Regions from separate parts of the Homo sapiens genome. Here regions 1, 2, 4 and 5 are each linked to region 3. Evidence: chromatin contacts called from ENCODE Hi-C or POLR2A ChIA-PET data. All regions are on one chromosome and are shown on one strand. Each heading gives the region's core, a stretch centred on a gene start or an enhancer-like site at or near the end of the contact. The rest is flanking DNA. Distances are from core to core; before and after follow the strand shown.

The links. A loop is a pair of places that touch in the nucleus more often than their neighbours do. ChIA-PET counts read pairs that join two places held with the same protein, here RNA polymerase II (POLR2A). Pooled maps may share reads with other maps.
Region 1: a loop to region 3 is called in a map of CD8-positive, alpha-beta T cell, with 4 times the contacts of the local background. The contact joins the promoter of CARINH here to the promoter of FNIP1 in region 3. A Hi-C loop is called at or near these places in 2 of 168 maps with a recorded cell type or tissue (B cell and CD8-positive, alpha-beta T cell), 1 of 37 single-sample maps with no recorded cell type and 8 of 50 pooled maps. POLR2A ChIA-PET finds 5 or more read pairs at or near these places in 2 of 52 experiments (CD4-positive, alpha-beta T cell and activated CD4-positive, alpha-beta T cell).
Region 2: a map of natural killer cell shows a loop between it and region 3 (12-fold over the local background). The contact joins the promoter of IRF1 here to the promoter of FNIP1 in region 3. A Hi-C loop is called at or near these places in 1 of 168 maps with a recorded cell type or tissue (natural killer cell), 5 of 37 single-sample maps with no recorded cell type and 17 of 50 pooled maps.
Region 4: a map of naive thymus-derived CD4-positive, alpha-beta T cell shows a loop between it and region 3 (5-fold over the local background). The contact joins the promoter of KIF3A here to the promoter of FNIP1 in region 3. A Hi-C loop is called at or near these places in 1 of 168 maps with a recorded cell type or tissue (naive thymus-derived CD4-positive, alpha-beta T cell) and 6 of 50 pooled maps. POLR2A ChIA-PET finds 5 or more read pairs at or near these places in 1 of 52 experiments (CD8-positive, alpha-beta memory T cell).
Region 5: a loop to region 3 is called in a map of GM12878, with 3 times the contacts of the local background. The contact joins the enhancer-like site here to the promoter of FNIP1 in region 3. A Hi-C loop is called at or near these places in 1 of 168 maps with a recorded cell type or tissue (GM12878), 4 of 37 single-sample maps with no recorded cell type and 2 of 50 pooled maps.

What each region holds. Positions count from the first base shown.
Region 1 is chr5:132,409,674-132,412,373 of GRCh38, reverse strand. It overlaps CARINH (colitis associated IRF1 antisense regulator of intestinal homeostasis), which reads right to left and starts at 1,445. Exons shown (of 4, transcript NR_161242.1): 1 at 1,333-1,445. RefSeq lists silencers at 1,147-1,436, 1,507-1,806 and an enhancer at 2,047-2,096.
Region 2 is chr5:132,489,397-132,492,096 of GRCh38, reverse strand. It overlaps IRF1 (interferon regulatory factor 1), which reads left to right and starts at 1,324. Exons shown (of 10, transcript NM_002198.3): 1 at 1,324-1,552; 2 at 2,614-2,700. The coding sequence starts at 2,619. RefSeq lists enhancers at 73-122, 163-372, 1-509, 643-782, 1,804-2,451 and silencers at 923-1,372, 1,633-1,912, 2,443-2,492.
Region 3 is chr5:131,795,641-131,798,340 of GRCh38, reverse strand. FNIP1 (folliculin interacting protein 1) reads left to right here and starts at 1,324. Exons shown (of 18, transcript NM_133372.3): 1 at 1,324-1,511. The coding sequence starts at 1,420. RefSeq lists silencers at 1,121-1,380, 1,431-1,710.
Region 4 is chr5:132,736,176-132,738,875 of GRCh38, reverse strand. It overlaps KIF3A (kinesin family member 3A), which reads left to right and starts at 1,330. Exons shown (of 19, transcript NM_001300791.2): 1 at 1,330-1,462. The coding sequence starts at 1,457. RefSeq lists a silencer at 1,466-1,775 and an enhancer at 1,926-2,025.
Region 5 is chr5:131,280,358-131,283,057 of GRCh38, reverse strand. The region is part of intron 1 of CDC42SE2 (CDC42 small effector 2); the gene reads right to left. Among named protein-coding and RNA genes, the nearest start is that of CDC42SE2, 18 kb to the right of the region's middle. Within about 2 kb of position 1,362, at least 6 of the 41 ENCODE cell types and tissues checked have a DNase peak (open chromatin) inside an H3K27ac peak, as active enhancers do.

The DNA of each region.
Region 1 (2,700 bases), core at 196-2,695, 610 kb before region 3:
TCTCCATGTTTGTCAGGCTGGTCTCAAACTCCCGACCTCAGGTAATCAGCCCGCCTCGGCCTCCTGAAGTGCTGGGATTACAGGCGTGAGCCACCGTGCCCGGCAAGAGCAGCATTTTCTAAAAGCAATCAGTACTCAACACCATCCTGCTGAGGTAGGGCAGCGGCGGACTCCATGTTTTGAAACTTAGGAACTTAGACCATCTTTTGTCAAATTCAGATGGTTTTCTCAAAGTAAAGATCATTCAAGTTTTGTTTCAGTAATGGGCCGTATGATCAGATCTGTGTGATTAGGCTGAATTCATTATTATTGAGACAAAAATTGAGTTAAAGGGGATTCTTGGTATTGGCCTGCAAAACCTGTCATAACTTAAATGTAAAGTTTCTGATGATTTAGTCACTTTACTCTCAGCTCTTAGCTCTTTCACTCACCTGTCCTTGTTCTACACAACCTGCCTGATGGGTAACTTGAATACATATTTTCTCTCTTCAGGGGATGGGAACGCCCTAAGGGCAGGGGCTGTTTCCACAGCCCTGGGGTGGAACCCCCTTCCTGCATACCAAGAATGAGTTGGCTATACTTGACGAAGGGCAAAGACAAGGTGGCACGCATCTTTCATGCTTCTGCTGGCAGATGCAGTGGACTGGAAATTTCCTGGTCTGGGAAGGACTCGGTCTGTGAGTGCACCTATCCCTGACATCTATGCTAGCCCCGGGATGGGGGCCCCAGCAGAGTAAGGCCCTGACTTCACATGGACAGGGCCAGGGCAAGGGGGCCACATCCTGGCCTAGTTGCTCTCCATGCCCGTGATCAAGGGAGATGAGCTGCCAGCTTGCTCGGTCAAGGAACACTTGGAAGGCACTCCAAGTGCCCCCAGGTGCACCAGATCTAGGAAACTTAAGCAAACTACATGAGGTATGGGGTGGGGCCCAGTGGGAAAAATGAGTCTGACAGGTCAGAGGGAGTAGATTATGAGCTCAGGTTAGGCATTCTGTTCAGCATTTTACGTACACCCTCCCACTTTTGATTTTTACCAACACCCAGGGAGGTCGGTGCTCTACAAAAGGGAAAGGCGTGCTCAGGTGGCCCGACTTGCCACGGTTCCAGCTCGACCCCGGGCTGCTAGCCCCTTGGCACGCTTGTCTGAGGCCTCCCAGGTCTTCCAGCCTGGCCTGGAGGCTCAAAGCCACGAAACCCAAGGGTGCCGCTTCTCAGGCCCTCCCCGCCCCCACGGCAGAACCCCTGACCCTGCCCGGGTCAAACGCCTGGCGTCGGGCCCGCCGGGTCCGCAAGGAGGAGCCCGCGAGGCGGCCGCGAAGGGGCTGTGCTTACCTCGCCCGGCGCGGGTTGCGGCCCCAGGGCCCGCGCTCCAGGCTGGCGGCCGCTGCATTCTGCGCCCCTCGCCTGAAACGGCAGCTGCGCCAGTCCTGGCCACGACCGCTTTCATTTTCCTCAACGACATCGGCAGGAAAGCGAAAGCGAAACCCTCCGGGAGGCGGGACCGGGGCCGAGCGCGCAGTGAACGCGGGGCGCGCGGCGGGCGCGGGCCGGCAGCCAGAGGCGGGGGCCCCGGGCTCGGGTCTGCGCGTGGCCTGGCCCGGTGGCGTTCGGGGTGGAGCTGGGCCAGCCGAGTGCCCGAGAGCTAGTCCGCCACGCACACCTGCCTCGGCGGGACCCGGGCCCGGGCTGGGCGGGAGGCTGGGCAGGCCCGCCGTAAGTGGAAAGGCGCCCGCGGCGCTTCGGCCGACCGGGACAGGTTCCTCCATCTGCCCTTCATTCAGCGTTTACTTGGGCCTGTGGCTGGCAGCCGGCCCGGGACCTGACCGCTGGCGGCGCCTCGGGCTCTGGCCTGAGGAGGCAGATGGCAGCCTGAGCAACTGGGACCAAGCCTCTGAGGAGTCCCCGTTGGAGGGGACTTGACCATGAGGTACCAGGCATCTCATCTGGGGTCAGCGGAGAACCCAAAAGTCAATGACGTCGGTGAAATGGGGGTCCCTTCATCCGATAAGAGAAACTGGAACAGCAAGCCTATGGTTTGGACTCCCTGGTCTAAGCGGTGCCCATCAATATCTAAACATTTAGAGATTCCAGGTTTCAGTGTCTGGCCGTCTCTTACTGTCAGTGATTTGGGGCAAAATATTCAAGTAGTTAGACTTAATTACTTCCCCTGTGGGATGGGAATAATAATAATCATACCTACTGCCAGAATTTTAGGAATGAACAATAGAAGGAAGAAAATACTTAAAATTTTCTGACAGCCTCTAAGTGGGTTCCTTGAGGGCAGCAACCAAGTCATTTACCTGGATGCTTGATAGACATTCTCTAATGGCCAGTCCATCAACTTGGAGCTATCTCCATGATAACAGGTTAGTTGTCAAAGTTTGGACAATATTATCTGGAGTTTAAAGACTGAGGAAGCCCTGCAATTTTTTTTGGAAGGTGTCTGAAACTTAGCCTGACAATTAGCCCCCACAATTATGCCACGGAACCAGGTTTTTGTTAGAGTGGAGCATGGCCACAACGTTTGATGGACATTCCTACAGCGGTGTTCAGCGCTGGCCACTGAGGTCTGAAAATACTTTTGCAAGCATTTCTATTCACTTGCTTTTAGAAAACATTGGTAAGACACCATACTCCAAACACAGTTTGCCCTGTCTGTACGTTTGTTGCAAAGCAAACATAAAAGTTTTTGCCATAGAG
Region 2 (2,700 bases), core at 75-2,574, 690 kb before region 3:
TTCTGCAGGAGCTTTAGGGAGATGAAGGAAGAAGCCTCCTGGGCCAGAGTTTTGGATGGAAAATGAACACCCAGTCAAGTCTCTAGGACTATACGTGGGGCGGGGACTAGTTGTGCGCGAGAGTTAAGTAGGGGCCTTACCAAGGAGCATGGGACCTGGGCTCCCCAACCCTTTGGCTAGCCCCATGGCGTTGATCAGCCCTGAGCTAATTCCTCCATGCTGCCCAGAACCTCTCTGGGCCAAGCCCTGGGGACTCAGAGATGACAGCAATGCTTCCATTGCGGAACTCCCATACGCGGGCCACAGGGAGGCTCTGGAGGCGGCCTGAGGCAAGAGTGCTAGGAGGGATCAGAGCTAGCCCACCCCTACCCTCACTCAGCCGTCTGGGCTTCTCTGAACCCCTTCTCCTCCTCTGTTCCCTAAAGCCAGCCAGGGGGAGTCCCAGGGAGGCAGACCGAAAAGGGGTGGGGTGTCATCCTGGTCACTATTAGACCCTGCAACGGCGACCTTGAAAACTACTCAGCGTCTGTTGCCCGAGTGGAGCATAGTGCTTTACAATCTCTTCCCATCACAGCAAACCATCAAGGTAGGGCTACTATTATTTTATGGTTGAAAAACAGAGGTCCTGCGTCCCTTGGGGGCTGTGCCAGCAGCGGCCAAGTTGGGATTTCCCCTGGTCCAGCAGCCCCAGACAGCACACGGGGCAGGGTAGGCTTTCTGCCTTCTTCACTTCCCCAGGGCAGGTGAGTGACCTGGAGGGAGGGGGTCACCCCTAAAAACAGGGGTAGTGCTAGGACTGAAACCCTCCCTTCTTGATATCCCACTGGCAAGCTTGAGGAGCCAGGCTGCCAGTCGGGAGATTCGGCCCAGTGTTCCCACTGGAGAGGGCGGCAAGTGCCCGGGCGATCCCCTCACCTGCGTTCGGGAGATATACCCCCGCCCCCGCCCCGCCAGGAGGGTGAAAAGATGGCCCCAGGAGCCAGCCGGCTGGGACAAGGCGGAGTGAGAGGACAGGCTGGGGCCAGGGGCGCTGGGCTGTCCCGGGCAGCCCTCCTCCGGGCAAGCCGGAGCAGGGGTGGATTGGGAGCGCTCGGGGCGGGCCCGCGGTGGCCCCGGGGCGGTGGCGCCCGGCCGGAGAGGGTGGGGCGGAGCAGCCGCCCTGTACTTCCCCTTCGCCGCTAGCTCTACAACAGCCTGATTTCCCCGAAATGACGGCACGCAGCCGGCCAATGGGCGCCCGCGCGGCTGTCCGGGGGCGGGGCCGGCCAGGGCTGGGGAATCCCGCTAAGTGTTTGGATTGCTCGGTGGCGCCGCTGCCCTGGCAGAGCTCGCCACTCCTTAGTCGAGGCAAGACGTGCGCCCGAGCCCCGCCGAACCGAGGCCACCCGGAGCCGTGCCCAGTCCACGCCGGCCGTGCCCGGCGGCCTTAAGAACCCGGCAACCTCTGCCTTCTTCCCTCTTCCACTCGGAGTCGCGCTCCGCGCGCCCTCACTGCAGCCCCTGCGTCGCCGGGACCCTCGCGCGCGACCGCCGAATCGCTCCTGCAGCAGAGGTGAGTACGCCTTTGAGGCGCGGGGCACCGGCGGCGTCGAATAAAAGGCGCGCGGGGCACCAGGAAGTGGGGGGTCGAAAGCTCCAGGCTGGAGACTCGCCGGCGCGCGGCGTTGCCCGGGCCTCCGCGCGGGCTCCGGGGGGCGCCGGAGGAGCTGCGAGCCGCGGGCCGCGGCGCGGGGAGGGCGGGACGCGGCGTGGACCGCCCACCCGGACGAGGCTGCCGGCGCCCGGCAGCTTTCGCAGATCTGCGTGCGCGCAGCCGCCAGGGGCCTGTAGGTGGCCCGCTATGTTCGTCCCGCGCATCCACACGCCGTGCCGGGGACCGAGTGTCAGCCCACGCGTGGGCGCCCAGTGCTCCCGGCTTTCGGCGGTCCCAGCTCCGCGCCCAGGCGACAGGTTTTGGGCTCCCTGTGCTGGTGGCAAGGGCTGGCTTACTGCCCAGGTGGCTGGAGGGAATCGTGACCTACGGAGACTGCGGGAAGAGGCGCCACAGGTGTTCCTTGGGCCACTTCTCCAGAGGAGGGGAAACCGGGCCGGAAGGGTTAGCGTCCTGGTCTTAGCGTTGTGGGCGCTGTGGCTGTCAGGAAGGCGTAGAATGGATTCAGGGGGGCGGGAGGGGGCTGTTCAGGGTGACGGCTAGCCCTTTGCTAGCTAGTGGTTACAACTCAAGTCAAGGGAATTTCTTCTTGGCATCAAGCAAAAGAAGTCCCTCCCTTCCCAAAGGATTTGAATTTTGAGCGAAAAGTTCTGAAATTAGGGTATCTGTGCATTTTGTCTCTTTTCCTGCATATGAATCCTGAAGCCATCACTTGCATGCCTGTCTCCTCCAGAGACTGGCTGGGAGGGGCTGAAGGAAGGGGCAAAAGCATTTTTGCCTAAGATGCTGAAAAAATTTGGAGAGCAGTTTTATTCCAGCGCAGCTCCCCTCCGCACTGAGTGTAGTACCTAGCAGCTGGCTGAGGTGAGGGGAGGGTAACTAAGTGACCTCGGGTGGGGCAGGTCACTGCCCAGGTACTGTTCAACAGATTCCAGACTGGAGCCTCTGTGTTCTCTTTACAGCCAACATGCCCATCACTCGGATGCGCATGAGACCCTGGCTAGAGATGCAGATTAATTCCAACCAAATCCCGGGGCTCATCTGGATTA
Region 3 (2,700 bases), core at 75-2,574:
TAAAATTTTTTTTTTTTTTTTTTTTTTGTAGAGACAGGGTCTTACTGTTGCCCAAGCTGGTTTCGAACTACAGAGCTAAAGCGATCTGCCTGCCTCGGCCTTGCAGTGTTGCGATTACAGACGTGAGCTACCACGCCTGCCCAAAGTATTTTTATCCAGCCTTCCAACCATATACAAGTTATTTCCTAAATTTCTCTGAGGATTACATCCCATTGTACGAGCTTCCTCATCCTGGAGGGGGAGTGAGTGAATGGATGGGGTTGCTGAAAATTTATAAGATTAGTTTGATACAAACTCTGATATATTTTGGTTCCATGGGTTAAATAAGACTGTGAGGTCACATGTGAGCAATGTTTTTCTTTTTTTAGAAAGCGTTTCTTCCCTGTAACTTGACTAAAATTCCACAGTTCCTCCCGTCTTCATACCTAAACATTAAGATAGATTTATTAAAAATCTAAATAATTAGCGTAAAGGGTTAGATATCTGTACATATATGTCTTTAGGCTTCCTGACTTCGTTGGTTTCACCTGATTTTGTTGGTTAACAAGGAAACAGCCTAACTCCTGAGCCTCCAATCGCTAGCTCTTCCAAGAGACTAATTCCCGGTGTCAGGGTTCTAGGCGCTAGTACAAACTGCCCGCAGTGCCTGCTCGAGGTCGTCTTTGCGGGGAGCCATGGCTGTGGCAGGGGTCCCGGCAGTTTCCTTCACCAGTCCCTGTGAGCCAGCCCCCGCGCTGTCCAGATCCCAGACCTCTCGCGGGCCGGCGCAGCCTTCTAAGGGCGGTCCTGGGGTCCTGGGCTCAAAGTCCAGCCTTGGCCGCGGCCCCACGGGTACGCTTGTGGGCCTTCCGTGCTCCAGGAGCCGCCAGACTCTGCCCGGCGCGGAATGGAGGTGTGAAGCCGCAGAAGCTAGGGAGGGGCTGACAAGGAAGAGTCGGTTGCCCGTGGTTCCCTACGCAACTCTGTGGGTGCGGGGAGTCGAAGCCTTCTGCACTCCAAGGCTCCTGGCATCGTCCCCGCGCCACCCCGGCGTACCCTCTGATGGTCGCTGACAGCTTCACAGGGGAAGATCGAGACTGACCCTTCTCCCGCTACACATCCCTAGCCACCTTCCAGTCCTGTCCTCTCGGCTCACGCCCCGCCCCTGCCACGTGACGGGACCCGCCAGTGAGCCTATGGGAGGCAGCTCCGCCCCACGCCCCCACCTTGCCCCTTGCTCCGCGCGCCGCCACGTGATGCGGCCCCCCTCCAGCCAATGAGTGCCGGCCTTGCCTCGCGCCCCGCCCCGCGCGCCGTGGCCGTTTGAAGTGACTAATTTCTGTCATATGACTGAGGCGCCCATGGGGGTGGCGGGGCGGCTGTAGGAGCAGGGGCCTAGCAAGCGCCCAGCGGAGCGACCCCTGCCTGGCCGTGGCTAGCATGGCCCCTACGCTGTTCCAGAAGCTCTTCAGCAAGAGGACCGGGCTGGGCGCGCCCGGCCGCGACGCCCGGGACCCAGATTGCGGGTTCAGGTAGGGCGCTGTGGGGCGGGGGTCGCGGAGCCGATGGCCTTGTGGGCTCCGGGCTCCAGGGGTGTTGGGGCCTTCGGTGTTCCGACCCGAGCGGAAGCGCCGCGCCGAGAGCAGCATCTGGTCCTCGGTGGGGTGGAGCCGGCTGCGGGCTAGCGCCGAAGGGTTGGAGCGAGGTCCTACCTTTTATTTTACCCCACCCGCCTCGCCGTTGCCCCTTCCCCCTCCTCCCGTCGGTTTGTTTACGACCTGCCCCCAGCCACGCGCGACTCTGCTCCTCCGGACCTAGCACCGCGGCCTGAGACTTTGGGTCCACACGCCTTCCTGGCACCGAGTAGAGTTGGGCGCGGGCTGGATTGGACCTCAGCCGCCGTACTCCGGGCCGCGAAGTTCTCCCCTCCTCCCCGTGACCAGTTGTCCTCCGGGCGCTGCGTTCCAGCTCCGTTGGCGTTGTGGAGAGAGCGGCACGTTTGGCCAAGCTTCTGAGTTGAGAGAAGGCTGGAGGAGCGAGTAGGCAACGTGCCGTTCTTTCAGGTTTCTTGGACGCTAAAATTGGAGGTGTGCAGTAACCGGACCGAGCGACCTTAATGTTATCGAAGGAGAAATGTGAAACTTGAGTTTAGGGTTACTGCCGAAGGAAGACCAAATTGAATGAAATCTGGCCTTGGAATTGGCTGTAGATTCTTCCTCCTCGAATTGTTACTGAAAAGGAGTCTTAAAAATTGAAAATGTTAGTAGAGCATTTTGTAGTGTTACAGGCTTTGTTAATTTTTCATTGTAGTACCTGTTGCTGGCAGAGTAACTTTTCAGAATTGTAAGATTTGATATAAACCTGAATTCAAGGTAAAATTTAGTCGTTAAACTGCACCTGAGGAGATTATGTCCAAACAGCCTTTATACGTATTGCAGTGTGGAAACTTGCAAATATAACTAGGCTAAATGTCAAATGCCACACGTTTTAAACTTGGTAGGATAGCAAAGAGCCCAGTTGTACAACAATAGTAGAAACAAAAAAATAAAATAAAAATAAAAAAAGAGAATCTGTCAAATTTTGGAACAGGCGAAGTTGCCACACTGGTTTAAGAAATTTTGCTATTCTTAAAATTATTCACTCTCTCTTGCTAATGCAGGTCTCATCAGGAAAAATTCAGTAAATGCATATGGAATTGAAGAGGTTTTTCTACGTATCTGT
Region 4 (2,700 bases), core at 81-2,580, 940 kb before region 3:
GGAAAGAGCTGTCTAGGCTGCCTGGGTTTGGACCTGGGCTCTGCCATTGTTTATATGTATGACCTTGGAAAAGTTATTTAATGGTCCTGTGCCTCAATTACTTTATCTGTAAAATAATAATAAATAGTATCTATTTCAAAAGGTTATTGTGTGGATTAAATGAATTAAAAAACGAAAGCATGTAGAACAGTACACTGGCACTATGTAAAATGCTTTATCTTTATTTCTATCAGTTCCTACTGCAAGCTCACAGCCCTTGCATGCTAAGATGGAAGCACGACGGGAATGTTGGATGAAGCAAGGAGGCCAGGTGGGGCTGGTGCAGAAGAAGCAAGAGGGAGGATTGTAGGGCTTGTGGCTTTAGCTTTGTAAGATGGGAAATCAATGGAGGGTTTTGAGCAGAGAAAAGAGAAGATCTGATTCATGTTTTAGCACCAGCACTCTGGCTCCTGTCCAGCACACTGAAAAGGGACAAGGACACACAATCAAGGAAACCAGTTCTGAGCGATTGTAGTAATGCACGTGAGAGACGATGGTGGTGGTAGAAGTGGCCAAATTCTGGTTCCACTACAAAGATAGATACAACAGGCTGTATTTAAAGATAGAATATTGTGTATGAAAGAGACTGCAATTTTGACCTGAGCAGTTGTCGGAATTAAGCTCCCACATATTGAGATGAAGAAAGTCTGAGAGGGATGAGAGAGAGCCCTTTTAAATTTTTTGATGGGGGTGGAGTGGGTAGTGGGGCGATTGATGGGGGATCAAGATTTCAATTCTGGACATGATTAACTTGAAATGCCCATTACACATTCAAGTGGACTAGAAAGAGGATGGACGGATCACTGGTTCTTTGACCAACACGTATAAAAATCCCACTCTGTGCCAGGCTCTGTGTGGGCTCTGGAGATAGATGTGAGAATACTAACAATCTCCTTAAGAGAGCTCACTTTCTAATGGTAAGACAGGTCATGAGGAAGTTAGCAATCAAGCGAGGTCAGGTAGGTAAGGTCTTCAATTCTTCGGATGAGACAAAATGTACAATTGCTATTACTGATTTTAATATTCCGGGTATTGCAAGGGCCAGAAGACGGGCCTAAGAGCAGCTCCTCCTCCCAACCCCGGGCTGCCAGGTTACCTCCGCCTCAGTGCGTGCCACATTTCTAGCGCAGCAGAATGGCAGCATTGCGCACGCGCGGCCTCAGTCTGGCGTCCTAGGAGATGGACTCGGAAAGCCTCCGCGCAGGCGTAATTCAAGGGCCGAGAGAGCCTGAGACTGGGCTTGGGGCGGGGCGAGCTCGGAATGCGGCTGCGCACTGGGCGCTCTCGCCCGAGAAGCCGCAGTCTCGAGAGCGTCAACGAGGTGTTTCGGTAGTCTCTGGCCATCCTTTCTGCGCACCCGGTGTCGCTGGGCTGCACCCCGGGCGGGGACGTCCGCCGGGCACGGGAGGGGGCCAAGATGCCGGTGAGGAGAGTCGCTTCGCTTCTGGGGTTTCTTCTCATCCTAGCGGCCTGGCCCGGGGGCGCGGCCGTTGCCATGGAGGCGCGGAGCCGGCAGGCGGCCTGGGTGGGGCGGGGCAGGCTCGGTCGTGCGGTGGAGGTGGTTGGAGAGCCTGGCTGGTCAGCCCCGGGGCCGCGGGGGTCCGGCCGGCCTCGACAGGGACCTGGGGTCAGGCCCTGCCGCCCTCGTCGCTGCTGCATCCCGTGGGGCCTGCGCCGCTTATCAAAAAGGCGCTGTGCTGGAGGATGCGCTCTGGCTCGCAGCCCTTCCTGCTGAGCGGGGCGTCTGGGGGTGGCCACGGTGGGGCTCTTTGGATGCTGCACACCTGGTGAGGCCTTTGCGCCTCGGAGCAAGCGCAGGGAGGCAGCGGAGCGAAGGCTGCCTGCCCCTATTCCAGGCCCCATACTCCGAGTCTCCTAGCCTTGAGCTGTCATTGCTCTTGTGGCGCTTTAGCTTATGATGCAGAATGAAACCCGTAGGTGTCTTTGTGTGTGTGGCGGTGTTATGTTTATCTTCCAGGATTTCACAGATTGTTATCGTGAACTTAATAATGGGGCCTTCTAAGACCCCTTATTAGGGGTCATGGAGGAAAATTGAGCCATGGCCGCTTATTTAGTGGTTGTGAGGCCTCGGATAATTATTTAATCTGTCTGGGTCCTTAGTTCCCATGTAAACTTTACCTCATGGGGTTGTTATCCGCGTGAAATAATACACAGGAGACTAGAAGGACAGTGCTTGACATTTAAGATTAAATGCTCTATATTTGTTCTGTTCACTGCTTTCAAGTTTTAATTCAGTAAATATTGGGCACCAACCACATGCTAGGCCCTGAAGATACAACATTGAGCAACACCAGTCAGGTTCTTGAACTTGGAAAGAGAGAGGCTTGCCTTCTTGGGCAGAGGTGAAAATCATACATATTTACAGACGTAAGACACAAAACCTTAATAATGAAGTGGGTGGGTATCCTACAATAGAGAGAAGTAGATTCTGGTGAATTGGAATGTATTGCCATGTAAGAATGATGGTCTGCAGATGATAACAGGTCATTTTTTTTCCTCCCAAGAAGAGACTTTAGAAATTATTTTTGTGAAATTTCTCAATTTTAGCAACTAATTCAAAAGCTCTTTAAATACTATGAACCAAACAAAAGAAATTTGTGGGCTGAATTCAGCCTCTTGACTACCTGTTTGCAACCTCTG
Region 5 (2,700 bases), core at 113-2,612, 520 kb after region 3:
TACTCGGGAGGCTGAGGCAGGAGAATCGCTTGAACCCGGGAGGTGGAGGCTGCGGTGAGCCGAGACTGCACCACTGCACTCCAGCCTGGGCAACAAGAGTGAACCTCCATCTTAAAAAAAAAAAAAAAGGGCCAGGTGCAGTGGCTCACACTTGTAATCCCAGGACTTTGGGAGGCCAAGGCAGGCGCATCACGAGGTCAGGAGATCAAGACCATCCTGGCTAATATGGTGAAACCCCGTCTCTACTAAAAATACAAAAACATTAGCCAGGCATGGTGGCGGGCACCTGTAGTCCCAGCTACTCGGGAGGCTGAGGCAGGAGAATGGCATGAACCCGGGAGGCGGAGCTTGCAGTGAGCCGAGATCGCGCCACTGCACTCCAGCCTAGGTGACAGAGCAAGATTCCATCTCAATAATAATAATTTTAAAAAGGTGATTTTTTATGTGAATTATCTCAATTAGGGTGTCATTAAGGAAGGAAAATAACCTCCTCTCCCCCCAAAGAAGAAAAAAAAAGGTTACTTCCTTAGAATAATCTCTCAGAAGTGGAAATACACACAAATATGCCAAAGCGCTTTTGAAACAGGTTCCAGATTTATACTACCTCCAACAACATATTTAGTACCTGTGTCATCACTGTACTCAGGTCTGAACAAGCACCATTCCTTAAACCTTAAATCTGATAAGAGAAACTTGCTATTGTTTATTACTTTAAAAATGAACACTTTCTCCCCATATCTTAATCATAAACTTTTCAAATGGTCAGTTCTTAGCCTTTAAAAGTGACTTCTCTATGTATATAACACAAATGTTTCGATTTCTCAGGAAATGTAGAAATGGACTTTCTTACAATTTTGGTCAGCAATAATTAACTCATCCTAACTCAGTTCTATTTCAGCTTTTAACCTTAAAACTTTCCTTTAAGTCACATATTTTTAAAACAGTCCGAAAAACTACTCTCCTCCTTAGACAGGGAAATTAAAATTTCCCTGAAAGATCACTACCTGGGTTATACATGTTTCTAGTTTCCTGATGGCACTTAACTTTCAAGTGAAATGTCCAAGTGGCTCCCAAGACATTTTAAAACGATATGGTATTGTTGAAAGGAAATTAAACATTTATTAACATCTTATTCTACAAGCCAAATGCTTTATGTGCATTACTTCATTTAATCCTAACAAATGTATTACTCTCACTTAACTGAAAAGGAAAATGAAAATCACCAACGGTAAGAACTTGCCACGCAGCAAATATGCAGCAAAGTTAGAGATCAAATCGAGGTGTGTCTAAATTTCAAAGTCCATATTCTTTCTGCCACTTTACAATGCTTTCCAAGCTAAATGACTATGGAAAATCAGGCAAGACTTTGAATACTTGTTCTGCCACTTACTGTGTGACTAATTTCTAAACTTCTTCAGAGTAGAGTTTACAAAAACAAGGTCACTGTTCACAAAATAAATCTTAAAAGAGGAGGCTAAAAATTCACTGTGAGATGAAACTTTCTTTAAATACTATTTTTTCAACAGCAAAATGTATGGAATAATTCTAAACACTTTTCTAGAATTTGTTTCAAGATTCACTTTACCTTCCAACAGAGGCACTTGCATATCCACTCACAAACATGTAATGTAGATAAAAAACACTTCTTTAGGGGCTGTCAAGTCTCTTCTGTAGACCACAAATGCATCATTTCTCAGTAGAAAAGGCCACATCAACTACATTGCTCTTTACTCTTCTTTACCACATGAGAAATGTTTTCAGCAACATATACACCATTCAGGAAGTAGCACAAGGGGGTAAGAGAAAAAGCTACTGAAGAGAAAAAGACTGGAGGAGCTTGTGAGCAAGCAGTGATACAACACAGAAAGGACGAGGTTAAGAACAATAAAAATGAAGGCAAGACATCAGCGGTCTACTCTACCCCAGGTAATGGATATCACTGTGATCAAGGAAAAATCCTTAAAGGATCTTTGATTTGCTTTTACAATTGCTATTTAACGACCCAAACAACCACTTGACAAATTTGGAACTGGTGATTTCCAAAGAATGCAATATACCAATATATATGAGCAATTCTTCCACAAGGATTTTTCACATTCATAAAACAAAAATCAAAGGAAACATTAACATAAGAATTCTTACATGCTAAAATTTTTCCAAGAACTATTTCACTCCTCATTCTCACACATAAAAAGGGTAGCAATATCTAATAAAATTGTCATACTACAGATAGATGAAGGCCTTCAATAAAACACAGTTTTCTTCCAAAATTATTTTACTATTAAAGGATCAGTCGGACTTGGACAGACTAAAAAATATAAACTTATCTACAGGCTCATATTTTACCCTAGGGCTATTATTAAAATAATTCTGCTGTACATAGAATCCTGAATGGTTTTCATCAGCTAGTATAAAACAATCAGGCTATTGTGCAATGGTAAGAGGGCTCTTAAGAAAAAAATTACTGCTGAAAGTAATTCTTTTCTCCAGTTGACTTACCACATTCTACTCTCTATAAACACCATTGTTTTTAATCACAACTTTACCTACAGCTTTATCCTCGTCAAACAGAATTTTCACTTTCCAATATGACCCTTTCAAACTGAAGTAATAAAAAGTAATACTTTTATGATAATATTCGTTAAAGTGAAATGTCAGAGTCTATGTAAGATTTTGTGAAAAAACATATATTCATATTGA